5 separate regions of the Homo sapiens genome follow, and regions 2, 3, 4 and 5 are each linked to region 1. Evidence: chromatin loops called from intact Hi-C (ENCODE). Cell type or tissue: Panc1. All regions are shown on one strand. Links, peaks and the distances in the headings refer to the core of each region. The heading gives the core; the rest is flanking DNA. Region 1 has its middle 12 kb from the start of BMP5. Region 2 overlaps HMGCLL1 (3-hydroxy-3-methylglutaryl-CoA lyase like 1). Region 3 overlaps HMGCLL1 (3-hydroxy-3-methylglutaryl-CoA lyase like 1). Region 4 has its middle 60 kb from the start of HMGCLL1. Region 5 has its middle 45 kb from the start of COL21A1.

Evidence for each region. A loop is a pair of places that touch in the nucleus more often than their neighbours do. Peaks named below come from ENCODE experiments on the same cell type or tissue, not always from the same donor. Only the 100,000 strongest peaks of a DNase experiment are listed, where the experiment ranks them.
Region 2: a loop joins it to region 1, with 1.9 times the contacts of the local background. A loop is called at or near these places in 3 of 110 quality-filtered maps.
Region 3: a loop joins it to region 1, with 8 times the contacts of the local background. A loop is called at or near these places in 52 of 110 quality-filtered maps.
Region 4: a loop joins it to region 1, with 2.2 times the contacts of the local background. A loop is called at or near these places in 5 of 110 quality-filtered maps.
Region 5: a loop joins it to region 1, with 4 times the contacts of the local background. A loop is called at or near these places in 4 of 110 quality-filtered maps.

The regions. Positions count from the first base shown.
Region 1 is chr6:55,883,816-55,890,403 of GRCh38, forward strand. No RefSeq gene overlaps it. Among named protein-coding and RNA genes, the nearest start is that of BMP5, 12 kb to the left of the region's middle. In Panc1, for the core only: a CTCF peak has its summit at 2,814; a DNase peak (open chromatin) is centred at 2,586; H3K27ac peaks cover 4,862 bases.
Region 2 is chr6:55,541,387-55,547,974 of GRCh38, forward strand. It overlaps HMGCLL1 (3-hydroxy-3-methylglutaryl-CoA lyase like 1), which reads right to left. Exons shown (of 9, transcript NM_001042406.2): 2 at 674-754; 3 at 343-450. Among named protein-coding and RNA genes, the nearest start is that of HMGCLL1, 35 kb to the right of the region's middle. In Panc1, for the core only: CTCF peaks have their summits at 2,747 and 2,948; a DNase peak (open chromatin) is centred at 2,744; H3K27ac peaks cover 3,474 bases.
Region 3 is chr6:55,443,285-55,449,872 of GRCh38, forward strand. All of the region lies in intron 7 of HMGCLL1 (3-hydroxy-3-methylglutaryl-CoA lyase like 1), which reads right to left. Among named protein-coding and RNA genes, the nearest start is that of GFRAL, 120 kb to the left of the region's middle. In Panc1, for the core only: CTCF peaks have their summits at 2,505 (motif pointing right) and 2,711; a DNase peak (open chromatin) is centred at 2,587; H3K27ac peaks cover 5,000 bases.
Region 4 is chr6:55,635,617-55,642,204 of GRCh38, forward strand. It overlaps a transcript of HMGCLL1 not described here. Among named protein-coding and RNA genes, the nearest start is that of HMGCLL1, 60 kb to the left of the region's middle. In Panc1, for the core only: a CTCF peak has its summit at 3,763; DNase peaks (open chromatin) are centred at 1,465, 1,715 and 1,875; H3K27ac peaks cover 4,609 bases.
Region 5 is chr6:56,289,353-56,295,940 of GRCh38, forward strand. It overlaps a transcript of COL21A1 not described here. Among named protein-coding and RNA genes, the nearest start is that of COL21A1, 45 kb to the left of the region's middle. In Panc1, for the core only: CTCF peaks have their summits at 3,404 (motif pointing left) and 3,611; a DNase peak (open chromatin) is centred at 3,399; H3K27ac peaks cover 853 bases.

The DNA of each region.
Region 1 (6,588 bases), core at 892-5,891:
CATCTGCCTCGGTTTCTTTACCTTAAAAAAGGGATATTAATAAGAAATATTTCAGAAGATTTTTATAATCATTAAAGGATGCAGTATGTGAATATTCTTTCATAAATGTAATCACTATCTTAGCATTTGTCACATTATTCAGATCACTGTGGAGAAGTGTATAATTTTCATACCTTTACAAAGAGATCGCCCAAAACATTTAGCATGCTACTGCACATTTAGATTTTTAAAAATATGGTAGTGAAGGGGAGGTGTAGTATATAGCATTTTCCAAAAAAATTTTACTATGGAATCACAGTATCTAAGGAGCTAAGAAGGTGATTATCCAAGGAGCTGATTGCCATCATGCAAAACATATCCTAAGACTGATTTTCAACCAGAACATCTGGAAAAGAGTACGTCTGTCTTGTTATAAATGGAGAAGCAAAATAACACAACAATTGAAAGCCTCTGCTCAGGAACTAGACTAAATTTGTATCTCACTCCACCATTTCATAATTGTATAAGCACTATCTGCCTCAGTTTCCTGATCTGTAAAATGGAGATAATGGCAGGTGCTATCACTTAGGGTTTTATGAAGATTAAATAAGTTAATAAACATAAAAAGACTTGGCATGGGTCCTGACACAAAATAAATAATAAGTGTCAAGTGTTATAATATTTTACTACTTCTTGAAGGATGGAAATTTCTTCTTATGCATTATTGTTGCCTCAGTGTTATAGGAACAGTGTTTGATATATAGATGTCCAATAGAATGAATATTCATAGAGTGAAATTTATAAATTTGCTTAAAAATATTTACAAACCATCTATAAGCAATGACAACTATTAAATTAACATTATAATTATTCATATATTTTATTACTTTACTAATATTGTATCAAAGTCTAAGAAATGTATGTCACAATTGTGACTGGTCCATATAAACTTTTACACAGTTTATATGACAACACAGCTTAAAAAAATGCATTCTCCAGTTTAATACATAGCAGTCAAAATGCTTATCTACTAAAGGATATTTTCTTATGCCAATATGACCTATAACAACACTAAATTCCTTGAGAAACACACATAGAAGTAAGCAAACATAGTATGAATCCAAGGTATAAAAATCAGTTCACGGTTTTTGCTCTCTCTCTTCCCAAGTCTCACTGACCAGCCGTAGACAATTTGACTGTCATTTCCGCTCTTTCAATTGAGAAGCAAGTGAGTAGAAGAAAGATAAAATTATAACTAGTGTAACCTATTCTGTCCTAGAAGTCTTTCTTAAGTTAGCTGGTTAAGGAGTCTTACATGAATAAATAAGTCATTTAAAAAGACTTTGTCACTAACATTGATAAGTGAAAAATAAATGCATTTTATTCATTTTGATAAAATCAATTATAAAAACTTATTTGGGCTTACCAAATAAAAATAGCTATCATTCAAATATGTAAAGGCTTTGTTTAAAACTTGTTTCAAATTTGCTATGAGTGGTTCATTAATTTATATTTAGTATTATTTGCCAAATATACCCAATTCATAACTTTTATATACATATTTAAAGATAAAATTCTCAAGTTCAAAAATGTAATTATAATAAATGGTAGAATTTACTTTTTCCACGTTTATGAGAGTAAAAATGAAAGTCTTTTGGTGTTCAGACCAAACTCAAAAAAAATCCCTAAACTTCTGTTTTAGAATTTTGATGCCAAGCCTTTGCTAAGGAAGTAACAATCCACAGCACTGTTGCAAACCTCTAAAGAAATTAGTTTTTATACAAACACTGACAGGCTCTGACCATCAGTGGCATTAGAAGGCGCCACCATAATTGCAGTCTCCTTAAGACATAACTTATTTCAGGCTAAGTAGGAGAGCCAATATTTTGTATTTTAATTAAGAAACCTGGATTTTGTTTGTAATAATTGACTGTTAAGTCAATTATTGCCAGGACATACTTGTAAAAGAGAATTTGTGCCTCCAATAAGCTTTCATTTAAGATTTTCTGGAACAGATTTGGAATTTGGGATTGAAATCTGTTTCAATTATTTATGTTAGCTGCTTTCATTGTAATACTAATAGCTGAAGATTGTATTTGTATGTATTTTCAATAGATGAAAATATTCATAAATGTTTATTATTTTCTTCTTGAAGAAAATGTTGAAAGATAATGATGAAATTATATTGTCTGTTACGAACTCTCAATCCAAACTATTCCCCTTATTAACTAGTTAGACATGAAGATAAATCACTGTTTTCATAGTGTTACAAAATAAATTAATTAATATTAAAGACAGAGTAGAACACCAAAGAGACAATCTAGTAACAAAGTATTTTAGATGTAAAACACCCATATGATGATGTTGAAAATGTCTAATTTTTGGCTGTTCAGATCAAACTATTCTATACAGTAATGCTTTAATGTTCTTATACTCAAAAAATGCTACTCAATTATAATTATTTTAAGTACATGTGATAGTAGTATTTATTAATTTAATAAAAGTCAATTGTTTTAAAAGTTAATTAGAATACATCTGAAAATTTTACCTCTGGAGAATGAGTTTCCAAAGGAAACTAGATGGAACACTGCCACCTCTTGGTTATATAAATTGTAAAGTTGCAGAAATTTACTGTAACCTTTTTGAATGGAAATGTTTAGACACACTTTAAGCTTTTAGAAATAATAATCCTATCTCTATTGCTATGAAAATATACATCTTTAAATTTTTGCTTTTCAGTTACAGTTCTTTAAGTATTTCACTTACCATTTTACTAAGTTTGTCCAAAAACTCTTGAACTTTAGAACCTGGAAACAATTCTTCATGTTTATTTTGTAAAGAATGGCAAGTAATGACCTTGTAATGAAAAACACAAAGGGACTTTTATATCCTGGGTCTCTGTTATGAACATTTCTATTACTTCTTTTATACCAAACCACACCACTAACCTAGAGAACAGTATTTTGCAACGACACACTCAAATATGCCGAAACACTAATTACATTTCTTTCGGCTAGAAGGATTTATACCTTCTCACCCCATAAGTATTTTATGTACACAGTTTTAAATTATAGGGTAAAAAATTATACAGTAAGTACCTAGGCACATCTAGAGACTAATTTCGTGGGTGAAAAGAAATGAAAGGCTCTACATAGACATAGATTTCACGTAGGACAGGATCTGAAATTATGAGGTTGTCTCTACATGGGGTCAATGTAAAATAAAGGAAATCAAGGATGGGAAGGAAGATATACATTGATAAATAAAGTAAATAAAGGAATTGGTTCAACAACAAATTTCAAAAGTAAATAAAGGAATTGGTTCAATAACAAATTCTATTATTATTTTTCAGTACAGTTCTTACAACCTGACTGTAGTAAAAAAGCACATCTCTTGCTACATAAGTAAACAGTAAATCACATGTAATCAAAATAATGAAGTGAAATATACAGATGAGCTTAAAGGAAAATAAGAGAAATTCCTAGGCACCAACAACAAAGAAGAAATGTAAAACCAGATAATTTACAAAATGACTCAATAGATGTTTAGGGGGTTATCAGGCTCAGGAAAAGCCGCATTTCTAGGGGATGCAGATTAACTGTCCATATAGAGACATGAATATTACCTTGGACTTACATGAAGATAGATGTTGAACTTGAGATCCTTATAGAGAGCTAGGAAAATAAAGGGGGGACCTCTGAGCAATTGAAGAGAGAGATAAAATAATAACCCCTAGTGAAGTAATATTTGATTTGGCCTAAGGATATAAGTGAAAAATAAATTAAAATTCTCCTTTAAAAATTAAAACAAGGCCAGGCATGGTGGCTCACAACTGTAATCCCAGCACTTTGGGAGGCCGAAGCAGGTGGATCACGAGGTCAGGAGTTCAAGACCAGCCTGGGCAAGACAGTGAAACCATCTCTACTAAACATACAAAAATTAGCCTAGCAGGGTGGCGGGCATCTGTAATCCCAGTTACTCAGGAGGCTGAGGCAGAGAATTGCTTGCACCCGGGAGGCAGAGGTTGCAGTGAGCCAAGATCGCGCCACTGCACTCCAGCCTGGGCAACAGAGCAAGATTCCGTCTCAAAAAATACAATACGATACGATACGATACGATACGATATGATACGATACGATACGATAAATAAATAAAATTAAATAGTTCATGGTACTCTGCTGTCCTTAAGGTTAGTGGTAGAATTCCCAAGTCTCAATATTAAAAACTTGTTTTAAACCAATTGAACAAACATAGCATAGATACATATTAATAGCTTCCCTTTAAGCACTAGAGTCCACAGAATTCTGCACAGGGAGAAAATACTTATTAAAGAAAAGTTTAAAATCAAAAACTACAAACCATATAAGGAAGCAATCTAAACTGAGCAGGAGCTGTCAAGTAAGACAGCAGGAAGTACTGCACATCCCCAAACTGGAGGGAATAAAACCATCCAAAGTAAACTTTTAAAACTATGTTTAAAATGGTAAAGCCACAACAAAAGAAATAGAAATCATAATTTTTTAAAGCAGGACATTGATAAAAGAACAGGAGGATTTGAAAATTAATAAAAATTTAATAGAAATAAAATTATGAACACCAATTTTTTAAAAAATCAATCAATAAATGGTCCGATTTCACACAGCTGAAGGGAAAAATTTAATGAAGATAGATCTGGGAAATGTATCCACATATATTACAAAAAAGATACAGAAAGAAATATAAAAAAGATAGTTGGATATCTATCTTTTCAATACATGGCAGGTTTCTCTTAAACAGTGTCTTTGTCTCAATATAATATTTACAAAGAGATTTCAATAACAACTACCCTAATAGTCACTACTATTAATACTCTCAAGTATTGCTTGAAACAATCATAGAAAAACTTTCCATGGTGCAGGTAGCCAAATAGTAAGAATGTCTTCAAAATTGTTAAAGAATATTCATATGTTCTTCAGTGTAAAAATGTGAATACCTCAAGAAAATGTTTTGGTTTAGGTCCTGATACAGATAATGGCAGCCTCTAAAATGGCCCCTGGTCCTCCTGCCCTAGTGTAATCCCCTCCCCTGAAGTGTGGGCTGAATTTATTGACTGCTCGTAATGAATAAAATACATAAGAAGTAATGGAACGTTACTTCTACTATTAGATTATAAAATGACTAACTTCCAACTTGCGTGTTCTCTCTTTCTCACTCTCAGGCTTTCTGTCTCTTGGATCACCAGCTGTCCTGTGGTGACGACTTTCAGAGGGCCTCTGAAGAGGCCCACATGGTGAGGAACTAAGGCCTACTAGCAACCACATGTGTGAGCTTCGAAGCAGATCTGAGGCCTGCCAAAAGCCATATGAATAAACGTGGAAGCAAATCCCTCTACCCACCCACCCCCATGAAACCATCAGAGGATACCACAGCTACATTCAATAACTTAACCACAGTCTCAAAAGAGACCTTAAGCCAGAGGTATCGATTTATGTTGTCACCAGATTCTTGATGCACAGAAAATGTAACATAATAAATGTTCATTGCTTTCACTTTCTATGTATAGGAATGTCTTAGTCTATTTTGCTGCTATAACAAAATACCTGAGATTGAATCATTTATAAAGAGCAGAAATTTATTTCTTATAGTTCTGGAAGCTGAGAAGTTCAAGATCAAGATGGCAGCAGTCTGTCTCTGGTGAGGGCCTTCTTGCTGATTACTTAATATGGCAGAAAGGACACATTATTTCCTCATGCAGCAGGAAAAAGAAGGGCAAAAAGGGTCTAACTTAGTTCTCTCCGGCCCTTTTGTAAGACACTGATCCGTTCATAAGATCATGACTTCTCCCAAGGCTACATCTCTTTATACCACCACAATGGAGATTAAGTTTTCAACATGAATTTTGGAGGCAATAGACACATTCAAACCACAGCAGGGAGTAATTTGTTATACAGCATTAGTAGTTTCTTTACCTAAAATATCCTTTAATTTAGAAAAATGACTAATATTAATATCTCAATATGTATAATGAAATGTTAAACAATATCACCTGATAATCCACTGTCCACAGAATATGAACCTGTCATAAATCAATCTTACAGATATTAACATTTTTATACTCATCAAAGAAAATAAATACAAAAACCTGTTTTATGATTTTATTTAACATGAGCTAAGAAACAAGTTACTTAGAAAAGATAACTTAATGAGCATGCCATTAATACACCCCTTGAGAAAATCTGATTTTAGGGATAAAGTATAATATAAGTCATATTAGTTTAGTACATCTATAACACTGATGCTGAGAACATTGTTCATCTCTACATAAACTCCTATATGAGCATCACATGAATTTTTCTTTTAAAATTTAGTACCTGAGAAATGTGTTTCTTTTGTAATTTTATCATTCATTTACACATTCATTGAATACATACTTTATTGCCTTACCATAAGCTAGGCATTTAAGATGGTACCAGGAATACATTTATTAGAAGTAAAATATCTCTGCTTTCATGGAAGTAACTTTATTATTCTAAGGAAGAAGCAAACATTAAACAACTGACTACATATAAAAAGACGATAAAGTAGGAGTTTTATCCAATACCTTAAAATGGCAGATTCAGAAATCAAGGA
Region 2 (6,588 bases), core at 834-5,833, 340 kb before region 1:
TCTAACAGACAAAATGACTAATGCATTTGGAGATGTTCAGATTATTTAGAAAGTCAGCCATAAAATGATAAAGAAAGGGCAGACCCCCTAAAATGCTATTCAACGGCCTTGTCCCCTATTCATTATATTGAACCATACTCACACAGGCTTAGTATAAAGTTCTAAGTAACTTGTAGGACTTCATCAAAGGGTTTTTATTTAATCATATCACAGTCCACAGGTTAATATTTTGAAAGAATATGGAAAATTAGTAATTATATCAAGTTAATATCACAGTATTTACCAAATATTTTTTGGTGAAGTTGAATTAGGATCTAATTAAGAAATTGTGGGTTTACATACCTGTGGTACCCATCTGGAAGACACAAAGCTAGTCACTTCTATTACAGACAAGCCAGTTTGGGAAAGTCGATTGATAAATTCAATTTTTATATCTGTAGGAACTATAACCTATGAAAACAAAAAATATTTTATAAGTAAATTGTATAGGTCCTATTTAAGCACAAACAGAAAATTACTTCCTAAGTCAAAGTGAGTATTATTTGTAATTTACAAATTCAAGTAGCAATTGAGAAAAAATATAATCAGATAACATATGAAATCCATGTAAATCTTTACAATCTTAAATTTATTAATTTGTAGACAGCATTTGAAGTAAATGATGTAAAACTACCTTTTCATTCTGCAATCCATCCCTAGGCCCAACTTCTACTATTTTAACAAACTCAGGGAGTCCAGATAACTGGGATGTTTCCTGAAATGCAAAATGTAAGAACAAGATAACGTAACTTTTAGATTGTTACATTTGCTTATTTGAAAAGTTAAACAACTGCACTTTGTTATACTCTTACCCCAGAGAATTAAAATACTGAAAAATCAATACAATGATATCATGAAAATGCACTATTTATATTACTTGCAACATGAAGTATTTTTTCCTTATAACCAAGTGATATTTAGTCTAGTTATGATTAAAATTCAAAAGATTAATTTATAAAATATAATTGAAGAATAATTGATTTACTCAGGACCTAAAGATCAAATCTGTTGGGTGATTCCGCATATGACAATAAACTAACTACTGTTAGAGTTCATTTAAAAATTACATCTTGACCAGGCACAGTGGCTCACGCCTGTAATCCCAACACATTGGGAGGCTGAGGTGGGAGGATCATGAGGTCAGGAGTTTGAGATCAGCCTGGCCAACATAGTGTAACCCTGTCTCTACTAAAAATACAAGAAATTAACTGGGCATAGTGGTGGGTGCCTATAATCCCAGCTATTTGGGAGGCTGAGGTAGGAGAATCACTTGAACCCAGGAGGCGGAGGTTGCAGTGAGCTGAGATCGTGCCATTGCACTCCAGCCTTGGTGACAGTGCGGAATTCCATCTCAAAAAATATATATACCTATATTTATATATATATATTACATATATATGTAATATATATGTATTATATATAAATATATATATATTTATATATTTTTATATTTTTATATATTTATATATTTAGATTATTTATATTGTTATTAGATTGTTATTATATTACTATATTTATAAGTGTATATAAATAATATATAATATATATTATAAATAATACAATATATATTATAAATTATTATAATATATCATATATAGATATATAATACATCATATATAATATATCATATATATGATATATAATATATATACAGGTGTGATATATATAATATAATATATGATATAATATATAATATATATCATATATATGATATATTATATATTATATATATTATATATATAATATATAATATATAATATATAATATATTATATATTATATATTATATATTATATAATATATAATATAGATATAATATAGATATATAATATATAATATAATATATCTATATTATATATAATATATTATATATCATATATGATATATAATATATAATATATATTATATATCATATATGATATATAATATGATATATTATATATTATATATATTATATGATATATAATATCTCATATATAATATAAAATCATATATGATATATATCATATATCATATATGATATATATGATATATATCATATATATCATATATAATATATATATGATATATATCATATATATCATATATAATATATATATTTTTATGTGTATATATATATTTACATATATATTTATATATTTTTATATATATTTATATATTTATATATATATATTTTTTTGCCAGCACTTTGGAAGGCCAAGGCATATTTGCTTGAGCCCAGGAGTTTGAGACCAGCCAGGGCAACATAGTGAAACCTCATCTCTCTTAAAAAAAACAAAAAATCAAAAATTAGTCAGGCGTGATGGGGGTGGTGTATCCTAAAGTCCCAGCTACTCTACTTGGAAGGCTGAGGTGGGAAGATTGCTTGAGTCCAGGGGATCAAGGCTGCAGTGAGCAGTGGTTGTGCCACTGCATTCCAGCCTGGGTGACGCAATTAGACCCTGTCTAAATAAATAAATAACTCTTTAAGTTAAAAGACTATTTCTACTTCCATGAAGAGGTATACAGGATGCCACCCTCTCTACCTTGAACTTGAATATGAATTTGGTTTTGGGAATTGGGCCCAGAAAACTGAGGCTAGAAAAGACAATTTGCTGCTTATTTTTTCTCTAGGTCACACAGCACAGCTACCACCTAAGTGTCGCTCCCTGAAAGACAGACCTATTCCTAGTGGAACCTATACCACAATAACCCACTGGGAGCAGCCTAGCTCCAGCCAAATGTAACAAACCCCTTGTTCTACCTTTTGCTAAAATCTGAGATGGCAAATGGTCTGGTTTCTGAAACCTCTGGTTTCAGACTAGGTACCATGGATCTAGTTTAGAAGATATATTTGCCTTCTAAATATGCCCATTTAGAAGGCTGTTATTTAAAATCGGGGGAAAACGAAACAGCCTTTGAAATAGTATATTGCAGTTAAAGTCAGAAGCATACTCCATCTTTCCAGACTGTACCAACATAATCTCTTGGTACCTCTGAGCCGAGTTAAGTTTGGGTAACCCATATTCAAGTTCTTTAAGTGGATAGTTGACAGAATCAGCCCAGAACCACAGAACCTGTACTTCAAAAGTTTTTGTTTGCTTGTTTTTGCCTTTTATCAGGAATGATGAATTCAAGCCAACCAGTTTATACTGTCACACTCTGTCCTTGTAAAAATTAAAGCATACATGGGTAAGGTGGCTGTTTTGAATGCAGAACCAAATTCAAGTCTGTGGAACAAAAAATATTCAAAGGCCATTTTTAGGGTCCAGAGCTGTTATTGGTTTTATCAGCATTCTGAGCTATCAGCAAAAGAACCCAGATGGTCCCCATTACAATGTTTACAGACCACTCTCTACAATTTCCATGAAATTAGTCAATTCAATAAGCAAAAAAAGCAACCTAGAAGAAAAAGAATTTTCTTTTCTGCATTTTCTGTGCAGGTTGTGATGCATGAAGTTAACCTGAGAGAGTGGAGGGATGAGAGGAAGGCCTGGGGTTCCTCAGCTTTAAACTCCATTTGGATGACAACATGAAATCATGCCTGATTTACAAGATGCCTATAATTTCAACAGAACAATAAATAAAATATATGACATGGGAAGGTGAAGTAAATAAGAAAAGCTCACTCTTCTTTCTTATTACCTCTAGTCTTCAGTTGGCAGGAATGAAACAAAAACAAAACTAGGCAATCTTAAGCCATGTGGTCTCATTATCACTGATTGTTTCTTGAAACTGCATTTCAACAACAATTAGCTTGGCACATACATGGCAGAAGAGTTTTCTTTTACTCAATGACAATGTTTGCCAAAAAAAAAAAAAAAAGAAGAAAAAGAAAGGTACGTAGTGTTTTTTAAGGTAATAACCATATGCCTCCTGAATACAGTTGAAGAACTGAGGACCTTTCTTTGCATCAATGTATTGTAGCTGGCATTATTAACAAGTAATCTGAAGAAATTAAATCACCGATTATTAACAATTATGGCCATTTCAATCAAAGCAGAATATGTGTTCACTTGACATTGTTTTTGATTCCTCTTGAATCTAATGTTACTATTTAGTCTTTCTAGACTATCTGAATTAAGCCAGTGACAGAAGTGACAGAAGAAATTATCCAATATGATCAACAAGTAATTATTGAGTACAGTCCATATGTCATGCATTGGGCTGGGGCTGATATATGCCAACTTAGAGCCAGTAATAAATGGTCCAATTATATATAAGTGTAAGATAGAAGGTAAGGAACAGCATGTACTGGGGAATATCTGGGGAGAAATATGTTCTGGTGGGGAGATAATGAGCTTATTTTTGAATTATTGAATTCTACGTGCTTGTATAACATTTAGTTGGATTTGCCTACTAGGCATTGTTTGTGCATATCTAAGCTCATTAGAAAAAAAAAGTCAATACAGAGATAGTAATGCTCAGGAAGAGACTAAAGATCAGTAAGAGAGGGCTCTTAAATCACACATAGTCAACAAGTATGAAAGGCAACCCATTTAAAAATGAGAAACTAGAGGATGACCAGGTAACACCAGCATATGCAATGGCTCACACTGCAGGAGCTGCACTTGGGGAACCTCAGAATTTCATAATGGGCTGTAGGCATACCTGCCCTTTGCCTTAGAGAGAGATACTATCTCTCTTTCTATGGCTGTTTGCTAGAAAAACATTCTTGAAAAGATATTCTCAAAGAAAGGCAATCAGTGCCTTGCTAATAAAACATGCAGATAAGCAAGGGTTCCATAAAAATTGTTCCTCAATACTATTATTAACTCCATTAATATCCAATTATTTTCAACAAAATTTTTATTGATTTTATTGATTTTATTGATCATCCAAGATTCAATTTGTCATCTACTCAAGAGACTTCTGACTTCCGCAGATGGAATTAAGTTATTTCATTTCTGTATTTTCATAACGTTTTGTAGAAGCCTATTTTAAAGCATATCTATGAGTACTTCTTTGCTTGCCTGTTTCTCCTTTTTTATTAAAACCCTCAGAGTTATCAAAATGGATACATAATAAGCACTTGATCAATGTTTGACTAAATGAATGAATAAAATTTGGACAAGTAAAATTGAACTTTCTTTTAGCTAACACATGCTAAGTAGCATTATTATAGTTATTGGGTATAGGAGGTGAATCATTCAACCAAAACTCCTGCCCATAACTAGCTTACATTTTAGTGCTATAGAGATCTGGAAGCAACTGTGAGGCAGGGATGGGGAGGGACACTTTTCTTACATACTGAATATATGAAAATTAACGAATGACTTGTAAGTTACAAGGAATTGTGTTGCATTTTAATGTAGTCTGGAGAAGTTAGAAACATACTTCTTAAACAGGCCAATAGTCTAAAAATTTATTTTTATAGCATTTAATGTCCTACATTACAGAGCTCAGTATATCCTGTTTAATGTGCAGTGTAGTATATGATACTAGCGAAAAAACAAAAGATGTTTTATCCAGAGTGAGTGTTTCAAAAGGCTATGTTTTATGGCTGAGCGTATGCCCACGTTTGGCATCAGATTTCTAATGGTTCACTTTCATAGAGTAACAATAAAAGAAATACTATCTTGAATTTATATGTTACTTTACTTTTCCAAAGAACTTTTCTATCTGCGTTTCATCTGTGAAGCTACTCTGTGAGGTAGGCAGACCTGAAAGAGATTAAATGACTTCCTAAGTTTACCCAGCTAAGCTCCCTGGCTCTTATTCTAGTTTTCTTTAGGTTAAGATTAAATACATCACCAACTATTGAGTTATGGTTGAAGAAAATAATAATGAATCATTCTTTTATACAGAACATAAGTAATGTGCTTCACTCACATTTTTCAATCTTACATAAAATTAAATGGAAGGCATATTTTGATGGGGATTTCTCTGAAATATTTAGAGTGTGTGTGGGTGTATGCCAGCGTGTGTATGCTTGTGTGTAGCACACACATTTCTCAGCAGTAATAATGGATGACTTCTATATATACAATCAACCCTTCTAATGGTAATAGATATGATTGCTTATTAGTCACCCTACAAGTACTGCTTTTTTTTCCCCTAGGAAAATAACATCATCTATAGTAGAAATTTCCAGACATATTTGCTTATGTTTCATGCACTTCATTTCTTGAGAAGTATTTTTTTGTGTAAATAAGGTCTTTATGAATATTGAAATATTCTGTTTCATAGCCAGTATTCCCAAGAACTGCTATGATGTTCCAATCAAATGTTCCTATTACACAGATCAGAGGGCTGAATCAGGAAATTGTGTGACTTTCTTTCAAAATTAAATTAGGCTTTTTAAGGGGGCATTAGAGATCAGCTTTTCCAAGAAAATCTATTTTTGTTGTCTCATTTGAAATATGCACATGGTGCATTTTGTGGTAATGTTAAACTCTCCACATTCTGCTATTTATTGCTTTTTAGATATTAATTTCTGTTTTAATCAAATATAATGAGAAATACAAACTATTATCATTTATATAGCAGATATCCATAGAAACCTTGATCATCCAGAGCAATCAAAAGACATTTCTCTTCCTGGGTATCTCTCTAGAATGGAAAGGTGACT
Region 3 (6,588 bases), core at 584-5,583, 440 kb before region 1:
CCCAAAAAAGTATAAAGTAGCAAAAGTCAGAGGAATCAGCCGGATAGATGAGAAATGGCTTCAGCCCGAAATGTGGATGATTCACTTCTGGGATCTGGAATCCACGTATCATGTTCCTTTTCTCGCTACTGAGGATCAAGACCCTGCAACTACAGGAGTCCCAGAAGGGAAACTTGTTACCTTGTCAAAACAACAGTTTTTAGTCTTAATTGGCCTTTTGGGAAAGAGTGAGGAAACAACAGTCATTCTTCTATTTTGTAACTAAAGGCCAATGTAACCTATTGCTTGGGCAAGAGTGAAAGATTTATTTACAATAGAGAAACCAGTATTACCACAGAGGAACAATAAATGACCAATGTCACACTAGAGCAAATATAAATAACCAGTGAAGCCAAAAAAAAAAAAGTTCAACCTCACATTAAATCAAAGATTGTGCGTGAAAACTGTAACACTGTATTTTATACTTTCAGACTGACAACAATTAAAAAAGAATACTGGCATTGAAATAGTATAATATAGAGCTCAAATATATAAAACACTCTACAACTTCAACAACATGGACTAATTTCACAAACACAAGGTTGCTTGAAAAAAGTCAGGCTCAAAAGAAGACATACGTCATTTCATTTAGATAAAGTCCTAAAATAGACCACACTAATCAAAGCAGTGAGAGGTTAATAATTATCTTTGAAGTGTGAATATAAATAGACACAAGGAGAGCTTCGAGGGTGCTGGTAATAAATTTCTTGAACTGAGTTGATTACATTGATAGTATCAGTTTGTGAAAATTCATTGAGCTTATAATTTGTACACATTTCCATATATACATTATAGTTCAATAAATATCAATGACAAAGGGAGTGTTATTGGAACTGAAGGTAAACAGTCAAACCTAAATGAGTAGGAATATACAGTTAATTGGAATTCTTTGGGTGAGCAATTATTTAGTAATAAGTCTTCACTCGTCAATATTCTTTGTCCCAACAGTTCCTTATCAAAGAGTCCTTTCTAGAAATATTTAACAAATCCTAGAAAATAACTAGATAAAAATAAATACATATGGGTGACGTATATTGTATCTTGGTTTTGTATAGGATATATAACACACACACATATATCTATATAAAGACTCATCACAGTATGTTTTTTAAGAATGAAAATTTGAGAACCATCCAAATGTCTCACAATGGAGAATAGCTTTATGGTGTAGCTAGAAAACAAAATGATGATGCTATTTAACTGCATGATTAAGGGAAAAACAGGTTAGAAGATGTTATAACAGTACATAGAGTCATGACACAATTTTCTAAAAGCAAAAAGGATTTGGGAGATATATAAAGTGCTAATGGTAATGATCATGGGTGCTATGATTACAGATAAATTATTTTACTTTAATTCTGTTTTCCAATGCCTCCACAATGAATGTTAATTACCTACCTAAGTAGAAAAAGTAAAATATAAAAGTTTTTGGAAATTTTAACCTGTAGTAAAATGACTGTAAATAAGTGAAAATGAATGTAAATAAATCCAAGACTGAATTTATTCATATTTTGCAATAATGGATCTTTCTAGGATCTAAGACTACAGGACTAATCTGCAAACATACTCTGGCGAAGGCAGACATAATCTGAGTAAAAGAGGACTTGTAAAATGGTCTTTCTGATTTTCTAGTACCAGATTAGCTCTAGACACAGATTCTCTTTCAGTAAGCTCTATTCACAAATTAATTGACTCAGTTCTAAATGCAATATGTGGATTTAAAGTTTAAGCAATTTTAAAGAGTTTATTCAAGGATATATGACCTATAAAGGAGAATATTAAGGCATCAATTCCCTTTAAAGTCTCTCTTTTTAAAAAAATCACAGTACTTTAAAAATATTTTAATACAATTTCCCCTAAATTCTCTACTTTATTAAGTGTGTAATTTTCTTCTCAGAAATAAAAATTTTCTCAATGATACTGTTATCCTTATACTAAATTATATGCTCGTTTTTCTAAACGAGCTGCTTTGGAAATTTCTAGTCATAATCTTCTAAGAAAATTTTATTTCACTATGTATGTTTTCTTCACATCTACTACCTTATTTCATCAGAAATAATTTTAATATGATGTAAACAAGCTCTGAAAAAAACTAGGAAGAAAAACATTATTTCTTTTTATTATTAGTTCTTTATTATAAAGAGTGGAAAGACATTTTTACTTAACCATTGAAATCATATCATTGTGTGTTTGAAAATAATAGACAGGCCACTTAGCTAATTTTCCTATATGAGAGACTTTCGGCATTAAAGGATTACTCTTGGAAAGATGTTCCATTTCTCTCCTTTTCAAGCACAGTCACTACTTTCAGACTCAGGTTTCTGGTGTGCATGCATGTGTGTGTGTGTGACTGTATGTCTGTGTGTGTGTGTAAGCACACAGCACAAACTTATGTTTGCACCATATATCACAAAAGCAAAACAGTTATTCTTTGTTTTGTCTATTTTTGATTTTTGTTTTTGAAGAAAAGTCCATTTTTAGATGAGTAACCACAAGGTGGCAATATAGCACCAAAATCCACCAGGTTAAAGTCAAACATTTACAACCCCACTCACTGTGTTGCAGTCCCTCAAAACTGTAAATAGTAAATAGTTTTATATTTATCAAACAAACGGGTTTTCTGCATTTAAAATAAGGACACTCTTACTAAAGGTGTAGAACACATGAAAATGTGGTTCAATATATTCAGCATATTTGTATTTTTCCTTTGACTTAAAAGTGTTTATTAAGCACACTCTTTGTGCCAGGGACTTGGAATAAATAAAAGTCCTGTAGCTCACAGAATTTAGCATTATAAACTAAAGTGACTATATATTTTGGCTGTTATTGAGAAGTAGCTTATGACTATCTAATGAGAAGCAACTGTTATTAGTGCTCAGGGAACCAATGTTTTCTAAATTATATACATATTTATATATTCATATATAACATATATAACATGTATATTTATAACATATTTATTTAAATATTTATAACATACATAATATATAAATATATTTTTATATAACATATATAAATACATTTATATAATTATAACTCTAAGGACTGAGATGTCCTTGGCTTCTCATTTTCTCTAAGTTCACAATTAAAGCTATTAACTCAATGGCCCAGGATACCATAAACCTGGTGAATTCAGTTATGTGTGCTCCGTCTACTTGAGCTCTCTGCATATGTGCTTGGACCTAAGGCCAGAGAGAAATGAATAAAATGTTAGTGGCAACTTTTTCTGGAGGAGAGCAAATTGCCTGTAGATATGTCATAAACATATCATGTCTGTATTCTAATCTTAGGTGAGCTCTGGGGAGTATTGATTCTGTATGATGTTCTAATGGTCTGATGTTGCTGATATGCTAACTAAAAGTACCATCACAACTTTTTCTTGTTGCTGTATGGTCTTATAACCCAAATAAAATGAATACATACAACAATAAAGGGAGTAAAAAATCATCTTGCAAAATTTCTAATCTATATATTCATGTTTTCAAAATATTTTATGAAACCTAAAATTTTAGTTATTGAGGTTACTAAAGTCCCAAAAAACAATTAGATCTGGATTATTATTTTTGAAGTCATCTACATTTTTTATCCCCTAAGATCAGTATTTTATTTAATAATCTATAGTAATGTTAGATTTAATTTAAAATAAAATTTCTGAAAGTGAAAATTATTCATTTTAACATGAATATTCATATAGAATAAAATATCAAAATATGCTTATTTTCCAATATTTTTATTCTCAACTTGTTTCTCATAGCTACTATTCACTCTACCAAAGGACTGAAATTACCCATACATGAAGTATTACTCGTAGTTCAGTGGCCACGCTTATTTCCAATAAGCCCAGATGTTTGCTTCTCAACCAAGACTCTAAATAGATACTATATGAGCTACTGTACCACCTGAGAGAGAACCCTACTTGCCATTGATGTGTATTGTGAACATAATATACGTGATAGGTAAGCCATAGATAATGAACAGTTAGCCTACATGAATAATGTCAATGTTTTAGTAAACAGGAGTATATATAAAAATTGGTAAGTAAATAATAGGATTATATATAGATGCAAAGAGAGAGAGCTATGTTGAGGAATGACTAAGCTAATGTGATTATTAATCAAAATAATTAGACTTCTCATCTTTAAAACTAGTATTCCTAAATGCTTCACTCCTCCTTGCCTTCAAAAGGAGATAGATTATATTTCTACCTTCACTGGACATATTCAAATTGAGATAGAAATGGGAGTGTGTACACTGAAGGAAGTAAGGAAAAAAAAAGCAAGAAAATTTTCAATTTCTTTAAGACTAAAAATAATAAATACTATTAGCAAACATTTGCTGAATTGCTTACTTTTTCACAAGGATTGTACCATGTGCTTCACATATGATAAAGCTCCACAAAGTCAACCTGAAGTGGTTAGTAACACATGCCCATTTTACTCATGAGTAAACTGAGGTTCATGAAGGGCAAGTGATATGTCCTGCTTCATATGGTTAGTATGAGGCAAGGTAAGAATGCAAATCCAGGTTTAACAACTGTGTGCTACTGCACAATATTAATAGTTAACAAAATACTGACGATATGCCGGACATATTACTAAACACTTTACATGCATTGATTCATTGAATCCATATAACAACTCCAGGAGGCAGGGTGTGAATTAGAAGAAGAACATCGACAAATCAAAAGGCTTCCTTTTCTTATGAGACTTTCTGAAAAGTTTCCACACAAGTTAGCAACATTAGCAAACAACTTCAGAAAGTAAATATTTGTTGTCCTAGTGATTGTATTTCTAGGAAGCTAGCCCAAGAAGACAGCCAGAAATATTCAGATAGATTGATGTTCAAGGATGAATATTTTTTGTAATGTTACTCAATATTAACAGTGAAAATAAGTTCATAGGTTAAATGTTGAAAAATAGAGACAGAGTTGATAAATTACATAAGATTGGCTATCATGAAATAGTAAAATATTTCTGTATAATACAATATTATATATACAAAAATATAAATATATAAATATATAAACAGTACTATATATACAAAAATACATAATATGAAAAAATGAATAGGAGAAAATGGAAGATAAAAGAAAAGGATACTAACTATAGTTCCATTTATTTGTGCTTCTAGATTTTTTTCCAATCCTCTATAATAAATATATACCACTCATATATTTAGGACAAATGAACTTTATTAATAAAGGTCTATCTACTTTTTTTCATAGTCATTTCCTTCTTTTGCCAGTATCATACCCCCAGAAGTATTCTGGTCTATCTCAGGCTCACATGGCTTGAATTCCATTCAAATTCTGTAGATGATTCTTCTCAGAATCATCTGCTTTTGCCTGTTGTTGATTGGATAATGCTCCTATCACTTTACTTCTACAGCCATCCACATTCTCTAACATCTTGGCATAAAATAATTAGACCAGTGCTCCTGAAACTGTAATGAACATATGGTTTCACTTAATAGGTCTGAGGTGGTACCTGGGATGCTGCATTATTTACAATCCTGAATTATGCCAATACTACTGGCCCCCAGAACACACTTGAGTGGCAAGAGACAACAGATCTTCCTGGAAACATCTCAGATGTTAACATATCCAGCTTCAGTCACAGTGGCTCCCTCATGCCTTGTTCAGTATTTCTCAGAATGATATCATCTAAGTTTTGGAATCACCTGATGTCCTATTTAAAAATGCAAAAAGGTAGCACCTAAAAAGGAAACTGAATTTTTCTTGTAAAGTATATTTATTGTTTCAAACTCCAAGATGGTTTTTATGGATAAAAACATTGTGAAAATTTCTAACCTTGTGGCTGAACTGTTTATCTGTGGCAGATAGAGCTAGTTTATTACCAAAAATCTGTTTCTTCTTCCAGGACCCTCAGCTAGCTGATATTACCAAGCTGCCCTGTACTTAGGTATGGATATGTGACTACAGTCTAGCCAATGGCATGCAAGCAAAGTGAAACAGGCCATTTCTAAAACCAGTCTTCTTAGAGACTACAAGCATTCTTCTTCTTTAATAGCCAAACGCAGATGACATTGAGGCCTTAGGGAGTGGTGAGCCACAAGGTGGAAGCAGCCTGAGTTCCTCAATGACCACTTGGAGGAGACAACACACTCATTTACCAGGAACATGTGTGGTGGGCTGTTAAATCAGTGAGAAACAAACATCTATGTGTTGGAGTCATTATTCATTTCGAAGTGTGTTTTTATATCAGCATAGCCAATTGGAACGGATATACCAATTGATAAAAGGTTAGATTAAAATCTGCCACTTTGCTGGCTGCTTTCTATTTGTTCCACACTTTTAATTTTTTTCCTCTTTTCTGCCTTCTCTTCTGCTAATTGAACGTTTTACGATTTTATTGGATCTCTTCTGTTGACTTAGTATTTAGATTTCTTTAAATTGTTTAGTAGTTGTCATCTCATTTACAATACACATCTTTAATTAACCATAATCTATCTTCAAATAACCAGTCACACACAGGGAAGGAGCTGCTAACAGTATATTCTCAATTCCTTCCATGCAGCCTTTGTGCTCGT
Region 4 (6,588 bases), core at 1,009-6,008, 250 kb before region 1:
TTTTTGCTTTCGCTTAAGTTTGTGGAGAAGGTGCTGCATTATATTGAATAATCTGCCAGGCACCTTCAGCAGGATTTCTCCTTTATGACAGCACTATGAGAATGGGACAAGAAAGAAAGAGTAAAGAGAGCTCAAGTGGTAGGACAGAGGGCATAAAAGAAAAATTCATTGTTCCAGCCCTATTGATGCTGGCCATTGCTGAACACAAAGAATAGTGACATTGAATAAAAAATGTGACCAGAGAAGTAGAGTTAAAGTTCTGGGCACTTGGTAGCGGCCATGAGAGTTGAACACAGAAGCTGCTCTGGGAACCCAGTCTTGTCTTCCAGCATCGCCCACCCTCTGACCCAGATATTAGCCTAATAAGAAGTAGCTGGAAGTCCTCCAGCAGCATAATGAACCTCTGGTGTTTCCACTCTGAAACACTGAAAATATCAGTCTCATGATCAAGTATAGCACTAGATTTTAGGGTACTTGTTTCATTTTCACAAGTGATTAATAATATGACCTAGGACATCACACAGAACCCAGTCCTACACACATATTAATAAAGTAGAGACCACCTCAAAAGGGAATATAATTAAGGAATGATTAAAAACATTTTAAACTAGAAAAAAAGCCAACATTTTAAAGCATATTTTGAATGCTGATGTGTTCAAAATATCCTGCAAGTATTATGGAGGGTATATGTAAACATTCAGGTAAAGATCAAGATGGAACATCAACAGAACTTTGAAGGTTAATATGAAAAATGAGTAAAATGTACAGTAACTTGTTCTCACTAAGAACAAAGGGTCTAAGTTTCCTGGCTATACCAGTGGCAACTCACTCAAATTTCCATATGTCCTTATTACTATACATGCTTTGTTTCCAGTGTTACAGCTGGACTCACAACCTAAATCTTTTAAATTCAATTGCTGGTAAGCTAAATAACTTATGGCTTAGTGTAAGGATTCATATTTCTTAACTCTAAGCAATGAGCTGTTGCCTGTGGGCATGTGTTAAACTAACATATGAGTAATATGCCTCTGGAGAGTGCAAACAAAGGAGGCATCTTGCATTCACACCAGGTCCCCCATGCATTTTTCTCATTGCAATTACAGGCAAAATGGTATCACTTTTAAATCTATATAATAATAAAGAAAAAAGTTTAGGGTCAAAGTGATGAACTGTTTAACAAATTTAATAAAATGAAACAAGCTCTGTGAAAAAGGTAGATTGAAGAGAGAGTTCCTGGTATCATTATTCACTTCTGACAGACCCACCTGGAGTATAGGACGGTACAAAGGGCTTCCTGCAGTGATATAACCTTTTAAAACCTTGAGTTAGTTGTCCCTCCAAAGTCTAAATAAGTGTGATAATAAAATTACTTCCTCCACACAATACATTTGAAGATTGCCTTTTTAAAGAGCCAGCTAAAAAATAAAAACAAATGGAGCATTATTTTTGATATACATATTCAAGGAATTCCTTCTATTTTCGAAATACCTTATTACCATTTAAGATGTTTCAGCCAAGGAACTAGCATACATCTGTCAAAGAGAAAATAACAACAGTATAGCTATAGACTTGACGAGCTTTTATTTGAGATTCATAAATCGGCACAGTCTCCATTCTACAGAACAAAATGAGAGCTCCCTCTGAGCAATGGTAGATTATAGGGTTTGTAAAGTGGTGATAAGGAAGCAGAATATAGAAAACAAAAACAAAAACCAACATTGGTGAACATCAGGTTACTTCGGGTTACTTTTTATAATAATTAAAGCTGAGGGGAATAACATATTATGCTGTGGTAGACTAGAATCTCATGTTCACGAAAAATTGGTCTGTTTTGGGATTTATTTGCTTTCTTAATGTTTCAGTTCGATTATGTGGCATTTAACATCAGCAACTCCCTTTTGACTTGGCTTGATTTGTTAGGGCCTGGTGTATAAGCTCAATCCAAAACAATGGTCTCTCTTAATTTCATTTAATACACTCTTCTGAGTAGAGATCATATCTAGTCATAGGCCTCCTGTATTCTTCCTAGAATAGTGAATGCTCAGCATGAACATCAAAATTATATACATTCCCCTGGTCTTCCTTCTATAATTTGATATGTGTGTGTGTGTGTGTGTGTGTGTATGTGTCTGTGTGTGTCTGTGTGTGTGTGTTTCCCATCAGCATTAAATTGATATCATAGATACATGTATGTACAGCATATTTAATGGAATTATTCATTAGAGAATGAAGACTAAATCATTGTCACAACAGTGGCTTTGTAAATCCAAGAGGAAGGGCACTAAGAAAATATGTAAGAGAAGATCCACAATGGATGCCCAAAACATAATTTGTATTATCCATATTACTGTCAAATGTTGAAACTACAAAACTCACTTTGAACATGATCTAAATAGCTGTGACCCTAGAATTTGATGCTATAATAAATGATAAAATTAAGTCTCCATTGCAATTGTGATAATAAACCAAACTGGCAGAATAGGATGGGGACAAGGTGATATTAGAAATAAAAAGTTATAGCTGGGCGTGGTGTAATCCCAGCACTTTGGGAGGCTGAGGTGGGTGGATCTCCTGAGGTCAGGAGTTCGAGACTAGCCTGGCCAACATAGTGAAACCCCGTCTCTACTAAAAATACAAAAAATTAGCTGGGTGTGGTGGCGGGCGCTTGTAATCCCAGCTACTAGGGAGGCTGAGGCAGGAGAATCCCTTGAACCCTGGAGGCATAGGTTGCAGTGAGCTGAGATGGTGCCATTGCACTCCAGCCTGGGCAACAAGAGCGAAACTCAGTCTCAAAAAAAAAAAAAAAATGGAAATAAAAAGTTATTTAGACACATCTATTTTAAGAAAGAGTTTAATATGCAGCTTCCAAAACTACCTCAAATGACAAAAGCTTAGTTTAGACAGAAGCTAGCTAGTTTAGAGGCAAACCTAAAAAACAAAAACAAAACAAAAAATACTTTCAGTCTGAAATGAGTCCTGGATTCTTTTATTTTCAGACTTTGTTATGTTTTGAAAGTCATGTTGTCTTCTTGAAAACTTCATTTACTCATTTATATAATGTAGATAAGGCTGCCTAATCCACAGGATTCTTAGTCAAATGACAGGAGATATGCCAAGTGAAGAAATCTGTTTTCATATGTTCCTAACCTTGTTTTGTTTTAGGTAGCTTTAAAAAATATATACAGTAAAAGAGATAAATTAAATAGTTTAGGGAATTAAGATAAATAAAAAATGGAAACAGGAGAATAAAGCCAAGAGTATAATAAACACTAAATTTATACCATATGGTTCTAAATATTGCTAAGAATAACTTGCAAATTTAAATCTATGTGTCCTAGCAGCAGCCCAGGCAAACACAGGAAAATGACAATATTTACACATCTGACAGATAAACAGACTAATTATTTAGTTACTATGGTATCATTCTATAAACTCTAGTTATAATTAGTAATAATTGTTTAAACTTTATTTGCTTTAGTTTTCTTATTCATGAAATGATGGTATTTATACTTGCTGCAAAGAAATGTTGAACTATTAAATTAAGTAATTCATGTGACTGACATATAGTGCCATCTCAATAAATGTTAGCTACTATTATTATTCCTAATAACAAAAACAGCATAACCACTACCATTACTGATAACATTTTTGCTGCTACTAGCAGGACAGTACCTTATTAGCAAACATTTAGTGAGCACTTATTATGTACCAACACCTTGCTAAAATAGTTATTTCATAAATTCTTTATTCTGTGAATATTTATTGAACGTCTACTAGATGGCAGCACTATTCTAGACACAGGAAATGCTTTCCAAACACCATGTTTCTGAACCAAATACTCATATTTCTTGTCTTTCTGGAGCTAAAATTCCACTGGAGAAGACAGGCATATTTATTTTTGTTTATTGATAAGGAAATAGAGATGAATAGTCTATGAAAGAGCATATCATAAAGACAGGCAGTGCTGGAACTAGAACTTAAGTTGCTGCTCTCCACACATAAGCACCATACACTCTAATTTGTTTAAGTGTTTTAAGGTTATAATCTCCTAATAATCACATAAATGTTCTCTACTCTCAGTTTTATTCTAGTTTTCCTTCACTAGTTGCATAAACTAGGGAAAAGAAGGATAATGACAATGAAAATTATGAAGGAGAAAGAAAAGAAAAAGAGAAACGTGGGCCAGGCACAGTGGCTCACACCTGTAATCCCAACACTTTAGGAGGCTGAGGCGGGCAGATCACCTGAGGTCAGGAGTTCAAGACCAGCCTGGCCAACATGGTGAAACCCCCTCTCTACTAGAAAAAAAAAATTAGCCAGGCGTGGTGGCATGTGCCTGTAATCCCAGCTACCTGGGAGGCTGAGGCAGGAGAATAGCTTGAACTCGGGAGGCGGAGGTTGCAGTGAGCCCAGACCATGCCATTGCACCCCAACCTGGGCAACAAGAATGAAACTCCATCTCAAAAAGAAAGAAGGAAAGAAAGATTAAGAAAAAGGGAAAGAAGAAGAGAAAGTGGATAAGAAGAGGAGGAGGGGCAGGTGGGAGATAAGAGGAGGAGAAATAATGGGAGGAGGAATTTGGCAGTGTCTCCAAAAGTTGAAGATGTTCATGCAATACTCCAGTAATTTAACTTCTCAATACATACAAATAACAAACAAACTAAATGTGCATTAACAGGATAACAAGTAAATGAATTTCATTTATTCATTGAAAATTATGCCCAAAACTAAAAGCTAATGACAATAACTAGACGCTTGCCTACTACAAGAATGAATCACATAAATATAATATATACAAAAAAGAAGACATAGAGGAGTACATACAGCATCATTCTTTTATTAAGCTATACAACTTGTGCTGTATAAAGAAATATATTAATTAATTAGTTAATTAATTTAAATTAATAAAAACATAAAAATGTAAAACCTCACATTCAAGATTGTGTTATCACTAGCACTATAATGAGGTGTAAGAAAGAAAGGAGAGAGTGATATTTGAGAAAAGAGAAAGCCCTTCAAATGCATTAGTGATATTGTATCACCATTGTAGGCACATGCTACATTATTCTTTAAAACATTATCACATCCTTATTTGTATTATATCATATATATTTGTGACATATATTATATTACAAAATTTGTATTTTATGTATTATATATACTATTTAGTGTAATATTTTAAAATTTTACTTCTATGAACTAAAGTTTATCTTTCTGTTGTTTGAATGGAATTCTCCAAACCCACGATTGACTTAAAAATATTTTTGGAAAGACACAGTTTTCATATGTTCAAAGATGTCCACTATATCCTTATATTTTGTGTATAAATCAAAACTTAATAACTAATAAATTCACATTGATGAAAGAGTGGGTGAAAGAATCAAAAAATGTCTAAATCAAAATATAAAGCCATTAAGAAATAAATTAGAGTAATATCACTTTATTTGGAGAGATTTTCACAAGATATTACTGAGCAATTATTAAAACATACAAATATGATAAATAGGAAACCAGATAAATTTTTGGTAAAAAAAAACAGTAACAAAAACTATGTATTTATAATTGTATATATTATGAGCTATTATAAAAGACAGGAAGGAGAGGGGAAGCAAATAATAAGGAAAAAGAATGAATAATTTTTAAAGCTAGCATGTGTTGTATAATTTCTTATATATAATTAATTTTCTATTTATATGCATTAATGAATTAGAGCAGCAACAGGTTAAAATTTGATCTACTGACCAAAAAGGTGGGCCCATTTACTAAGTGAAAAAGCAAGTTGCATAGTAATAGGTATATTAAAGACAATATCTATAAATAACAACAAATGATAAAAATGTTATATACGTGTGTGTGTGCCTGTGTGTGTGTGTGTATTCACACACATGCACAAATAGATATGCTTTTCTGATCAAGGAGAAATAAGTACAAGGATATACTCTGTAGTTACCCTAGGAAAACAGAATTGGAAGAAGGGAGTAGGAAAACAGTAGGGAAAACACAACTGGAATAGAGAGTAGGGAAATGAATAAATTTATTTTTGTATATCTTCCAATTATTTCAGCCATTATAATAAATACGTATTCTATAACTAGAAAACATCAAATGCAAAAATATCGTTTTGTAAAAGGGAAGAAAATCAAATCTGTTTCCTAGCAATTGTATTTCTGTTTTGATGGCTAAAACAATCCTTGTAATTTTAAATTTATAAAGGTATTTCACATTCCCTCATAATTTTCTTTTTTTTTAATTTTTTTTTATTTTTATTTATTTATTTATTTATTTATTTATTTATTTATTTTTTATTATACTTTAAGTTTTAGGGTACATGTGCACATTGTGCAGGTTAGTTACATATGTATACATGTGCCATGCTGGTGCACTGCACCCACTAACTCGTCATCTAGCATTAGGTATATCTCCCAATGCTATCCCTCCCCCCTCCCCCCACCCCACCACAGTCCCCAGAGTGTGATATTCCCCTTCCTGTGTCCATGTGATCTCATTGTTCAATTCCCACCTATGAGTGAGAATATGCGGTGTTTGGTTTTTTGTTCTTGCGATAGTTTACTGAGAATGATGATTTCC
Region 5 (6,588 bases), core at 546-5,545, 410 kb after region 1:
TTCTGAGAGAATCCTTGCAGCTTGTACATATGTTGGCAAGCACTGAACTACAGTTAATTTCCAGCACCTATAATAAGTAGCAAACAAACAGAGCGTGCATCTTCACCTAAAATGCACATTATGGGACTATTTTCTCTCTGCTAAGGTTTTATGATAATACCTGGTTCTGAAACTTTATGTAGTCTCCAGCATCTAGAAAAGCCCATAGTAAATGCTCAGTAGATATATGTGTGTAGGATAAATGCCCTTGATAGTAATAATTTAACCATACTCTTAGAATGACCCTGTATAGCTAGATGCACCTGAATATGTGTTCTGAGCTAGGGAATCCGGGAATACCAACCTGGAGAGTCATTGATTACCTGATAGGAACATCTTAGCCCCTGGCCCCTTTCTTGGAACACAGGCTGTACAGGGGATTGAGGTCTTGAGTTTTAGGTTAAATGAAGGTTGCCAGATGGAGGTCGTTAAGGGGAGTCTATTATGTGAAAACGCTATATAAACTGCCTGATGTTTGCAACCAGTTGCGGTTTTGGTTTTCCTGCCCAGCCCACAGCCACTGGGCTGGGCAGTTATCTTGTGTAGCCCACCACCATTGGACTGTAGGAAGGCTGATACCTTGTCCAGCCCACCGCCACTGAATATGAGGCGGTTCCTAATCCAGCCCTCTGCCACTGGACTGTCTTCTTTGTAAGTAACCCCCTATTAAAACCCCATGTCTCACTTGCCAGCTCTAGGTCCCTTCTTCAGCCTCTTGAATGTGGCGCCTCCCCTGTTGAGGTTAACAGAGGTTTGGCACAACAGAATGAATAAATAAATGAATTAGCAAACAGATAAAGAGATGAGCTGGGTTGACCTTGCCCTGATCTAGAGATCAGGGTTTCTCAGCCTTAGCACTATTGATATTGTGGTTAGAATCATCCTTTGTCATGGAAGACTGTCCTGTGTATTACAGGATGCATAGCAGCACCCCTGGCCCCTTCCCACTTGATACTAGTAGCATCCCCCGGCTAATTCTGACAACCAAAAATGTCTCCAGACATTGCCAAGTGTCCCCTCAGGAGGACAAATTTGCCCCCAGATTGACAGCCATTGCTCTAGAACAAAGATTCTCAATTCTAGATGCATATTAGAATCACTTAGGAGATTTTTTTTTTTTTTTTTTGAGACGAAGTCTTGCTCTGTTGCCCAGGTTAGAGTGCAGTGGCATGATCTCGGCTCACTGCAACCTCCGCTTCCCAGGTGCAAGTGATTCTCCCGCCTCGGCCTCCTGAGTAGCTGGGACTACAAGCACATGCCACCATGCCCAGTTAATTTTTTTGTATTTTTAGTAGAGATGGGGTTTCCCCATGTTGGCCAGGATGGTCTTGATCTATTGACCTCGTGATCCACCCGCCTCAGCCTCCAAAAGTGCTGGGATTACAGGCGTGAGCCACCACGCCCGGCCAGGAAGATTTTAACAACCCACTGACAACCCAATGCTTAGGCAACACCTCAAACCAACTAAATCAAGCTCACTTGAGGTGACATATGGCCATTCCTATTTGCCTAAAGCTCCCAGGTGATTCAAATGTGCAGCCAAATATCGAGAACCACTTCTCTACACCTTTGAATAGCACTTCTGCTTGCCACTAAAAATGTGATCCATGGACCAGCGACTGGGCATTACCCGGGAGCTTGTCAGAAATGCAGAATCTTGGGCCCCACCTCAGACCTACTGCATCACTCAGGGTCAAGGGAAGGGAAAGAAACCACAGCAGTTATCTGAACAGTGAGAATCTTGTATAAAGAACTGTTAACTAGGGATAAAGTTAACTAGGTAATTGAAAGAGTAAAAGTAAAACTCTAACAATATATTATGGAGGTAACAATTGCAGAAAGCAGCTCCAACTCTAGAGTTAGGGGAACAAAAAGAAAGAGATTGGATCCCTGAGAAAGGGGCAGTTTCTTGGCCAGTGCTGGGGTGTTTGAAGGGGCAAGGTGAAGTTCATTTTGAGAGCACTGGAAAAAAAACTGCAAACTGGAAGCTGCTACCACAGAAAGGAACCGCTGCTGCCAGACTGAAGCAGCATTGCTGGGATGATACAGAAGCTGCAAACAGGCGGATGCCTTCTCCCACTTCTGGCCTTGCAGTCTCCCCCTGGCACCCACTACTGCAAAAGCTGAGCACAAAGTAGTGGGTGCTAGAGGGAGACTAAGAGCCAAAATGCGGGTCGCAGAGTCTAGCTCCAACACCACAAAGCAGAGCTTAGGAGGGTGGGTTTGGAGTTGAGAGGCAATAGCTGTAACTGGCACAGCTACTGAATCAGACTCGGCATTGTAGCAAGAACCCCAAGGGATTCTTACATGTACTATACTGTGAAAAGTCCTGTGTTAGAGGATGTCACTCTATCTTGACTTCTAAAATAAGTTATCTCCTGTTAGTCAGTAGCTTGGCAGCAATCCCCATTTTAAAATAATCACAATTCGTTCCCTAATGCTGAAGATACAAACCACTACTTCACCATGGTTTATCATCTTACATGTAAAGACTATTTTCAGGCCGGGTGTGGTGCCTGTAATCCCAGCACTTTGGGAGGCCAAGGTGGGCAGATCACCTGAGTTTTAGGAGTTCGAGACCAGCCTGGCCAACGTAGTGAAACCCTGTCTCTGCTAAAAACACAAAAATTATCTGGGTGTGGTGGTACACGCCTGTAATCTGAGCTACTCGGGAGGCTGAGGCAGGAGAATAGCTTGAACCCGGGACGTGGAGGTTGCAGTGAGCTGAGATCACACTACTGCACTCCAGCCTGGGCCGCAGAATGAGACTCTGTCTCAAAAAAATAAAAATTAAAAATAAAGAGTATTTTCAATGGGATGAAGAAATGAGTTCAGTCAAGGTGTTATCTCTAAAGTTAGATATTTTCTTGCCTGTTACTCTGCTTTTGTTTAAAATTATTACAAACATCTTTTTCTTGGTCCTTCCTTAATTGCCCGAGTAAATTCAAAAACTTCACTTTGAATTTATATATGGTGTAATTAATATCAACAAAACAGGGACCCCCCCCCTCCCCCGCCAAAGAGAGTCTGGGTTCTTGAACTCACCAGGGAAATAGTAAGTCCAGGCATTAAGTTTTTGTTTTTTGTTTTGTTTTGCTTTTTGTTTTTCCCCCATGCAGGTGCCTCAGCCTCTCACAGAGAAAGCCCTGTTAGCCAGAGCTTGGAGTATCTCCCTCTACCAGGCATCTGGCAAATGTGCCTGGTTCACCACAAGGGATACCAGGTGGGAGAACATAGTAGCTCAGTGCCAACACATGGACACAGCTGAAGAAATAACTGGTCAGTGCATGACCTTCTTAGGGGCATCAGCATATTCTCCTAGGTAACATCCACACACTGACAACACATTCCCTGAGCCAGGGTCTATTTGTGAATATTCCTGGTATGCTTCTGCCACCCAGTGGAGGATCTCTAACTCAAGCTTAGATTGTAATTGTAAAGTCTAGTATTTTGAATTTAAATCTTAAGCATAATTATTCCTGAAAGTTGTCAATCCTTTTAACAATTGTATTAAAACATCATTTAAAGTAGGATGCATTCATGTATGTGTTAATATAAAGTATATATACATATGTATTCAATTTTATGCTTAAAAATTTATAGTATGCTTTTATCATTAGACTAGCTCATATCAAAGTGCAAATAAAAAGTGATATTTTTCAAATCTAGGAAGATTCTGCATAATTTTAAAATACACTAAGATTGAGTTTGCATTGAATCTACAGTGAAAGCAGAAGTTTCCGTATATTTGTGCATGTTCAGTTTTTAGTTTTAAACACATTATTAATTCTCTTTCAACTTTTACGTGAAATAAAATTAAGTAATGTAAAAAGTGTCAATAATTTTGATTCAAAAGTTCTCATCTGTGTTCCAGATTTGCCAAAACAATGTCATTTTATACGATCATTGTCTTGTATATAGGATTCTTTTTCTCACATGTTTTATGAGTCATGTATTCTGAAATTTTCAGGTTTTTTAAAGTTTCCATGACATATGACATTAAGGATTCTTTTAGTGTAGATGAATGAGCTGATGAATAAATATGAAGATAAAGATATTATGACAGTCTTCAGACAACAACAAAAAAGGTGTAACTCACTATAATCATATTTACTATGTAGAAACTAGAAGACCTAGTGTCCAGTATTAAAAGAAAAACCCAATGTTAAACTGTCATATAAATGTATTAATTTTAATCATTAATGAAATAAAACATGAGATTATAGATAAAAATCTCTTCTAACTTTCACATTTCCTTAGGCAGCTTTGACTTGGTTGCCAAAAATATCTTATGGGAATCTTGATTTAAAATGAAAATTATCAAATAAATCTAAGAATTACTATGAAAAATTTATGATGAAGACACATGAAAGCTGATAATGATTTGGATTTTGAAATTTAATTAAAATAAATGAAAAAGTCCCATGAAAATTTCCAAACAGTTGGCTAATTATGCAAAATGCATTCAGCCATGAGAAACTTTTATGAAAGGAAGAAAGGTTTCTATTGTATTAAGTTGCAACTGAACTTGAACTGTAACAGCTGAGATGCGCTAGCGCCTTTTGGAATTTATCCTGGTTTATTGCAAAGTGCATATGGTGAAAACTGCATGTGGTGAGTCAAACGTAATTAAAATAAAACCACAAAATTGATTTGAAATGGCAATTTAGTTGAACCAGAACTGAACTCAAATTGTTATGTTACTCTACCAGTCATAATCACACTAAACTCCTATCTTTACTATACTAAATGGGACTATCACTTACAATTATATTTTGACTCTGAATCAAACAAAAAGGCAAGATTGAATTAAGTAGCAAATCTCTACTGCCTTTGTGAATTTATTGCATTGTGTGAGGGCTTAACTTTGCCATTTTCAGTCAAAACTGAAAATCAATCAATACATTCCATAGATTAAAAACTTTCAAAGGGTCAAGAAATAATGCATAATGTTCTACGGTGCATATAAAATACATTGCATATTTCTACAATGTATATTCAAGTGAAAAGCAATTTCACATATTTTTTGTTTATAATGTTAGGCTTTAGGTTTATAGAAAACTGATCAGAATATTGAGAATTCCTGTCTATTCCCTTTGCCCATATACACACATATATTTTCACCTATTTTTAACATCTTGCATTAGTGTGGTATATTTGTTACAACTGATGCACTACTGATACGGCAATACTAACGATAGCCCATAATTTACATTAGGGGTCACTGTTTGTGTTACACATTCTATGGGCTTTGACAAATGTATAATGTGTATAGTGGTATCTCATTGTTTTAATGTACAGTTCTCTAAATGACAAATGATGTTGAGTATCTCCTGTATGTTTATTTTTTGGTGAGGCGTCTGTTCAGATCTTTTGCTCATATTTTAGTTGGGTCATTTGCTTTTGTATTTTTGAGTTTTAAAAGGAGTTCTTTGTATATTTTGGATACTAGCCCTTTATCAGATATGGTGGCAGAAATTTTTTTCCCAGTCAGTGGCTGTTTCTTCCTTCTCTTAAAAGTGTCTTTCACAAAGCAGAAGTTTTTAATTTTAATAAAGTCCAACTTCTCAATTTTTCTTTCATGAATAGTGTTTTTGGTATTGTATATAAAAAAGTCAAAGTCACTTAAGAGTTTCTCCTGTGTTATCTTCCAGCTGTTCTACAGTTTTGCATTTTGCATGTACGTCTATGATCCATTTTGAGTTAATTTTTGTGAAGGGTGCAAGGTCTGTGTTTGGAATCTTTTTCATTTTATTTTATTTTTTTTACTCATGGGTATTCAATTATTCCAGTAGCATTTGTTGAAAAGATTGGGTTTTTTTCTATTGAATTGCCTTTGTCCTTCGTCAAAGATCAGTTGACTACATTCATGTGAGTCTATTTCTGGGCTCCCTGTTCCATTCCATTGGTCTATTTGCCTGTTCTTTCACCAGTACCACACTGTTTTGAATACTGTAGCTTCATAGTAAGTTTTGAAGTCCAGCTATGTCGACCTGCTGACTTTGCTTTTCTCCTTCAATATGTTTTTATTCTGGGTCTTTTGACTTTTCAAATAAACTTTAGAATCAGTTTGTCAACATCCACAAAGTAACTTGTTGAGATTTTATTAGGATTCCATTGAATCCATAGATGAAGTTAGGAGGAAATGACATCTTAATATTGAGTCTTCCTTTCATTGTATATGGAGTATCTTTTCATTTATTTAGATTTTCTTTGATTTCTTTCATCAGAGTTTTGTACTTTTCCTCACATAGATTTTGGACATATTCTGTAAAATTTATACCTGTTTATTTCTTTTTGGAGCTAATCTGAATAGTATTATATTTTTAACTTTAAATTTCAATTATTCATTCCTGGTATATAGGGAAAAAATTGACTTTTTATTAACCTTATATCCTGCAACTTTGCTATGAGTAAGGTTGCTTATTAGTATTAGGATTTTTTTGTTGATTCCTTGGGATTTTCCACATAGACAATCATGTCATCTGAAAACAATTTTATTTCTTCCCTTCCAGTTGGTATACCTTTGATTTACTTTTCATGTCTTTT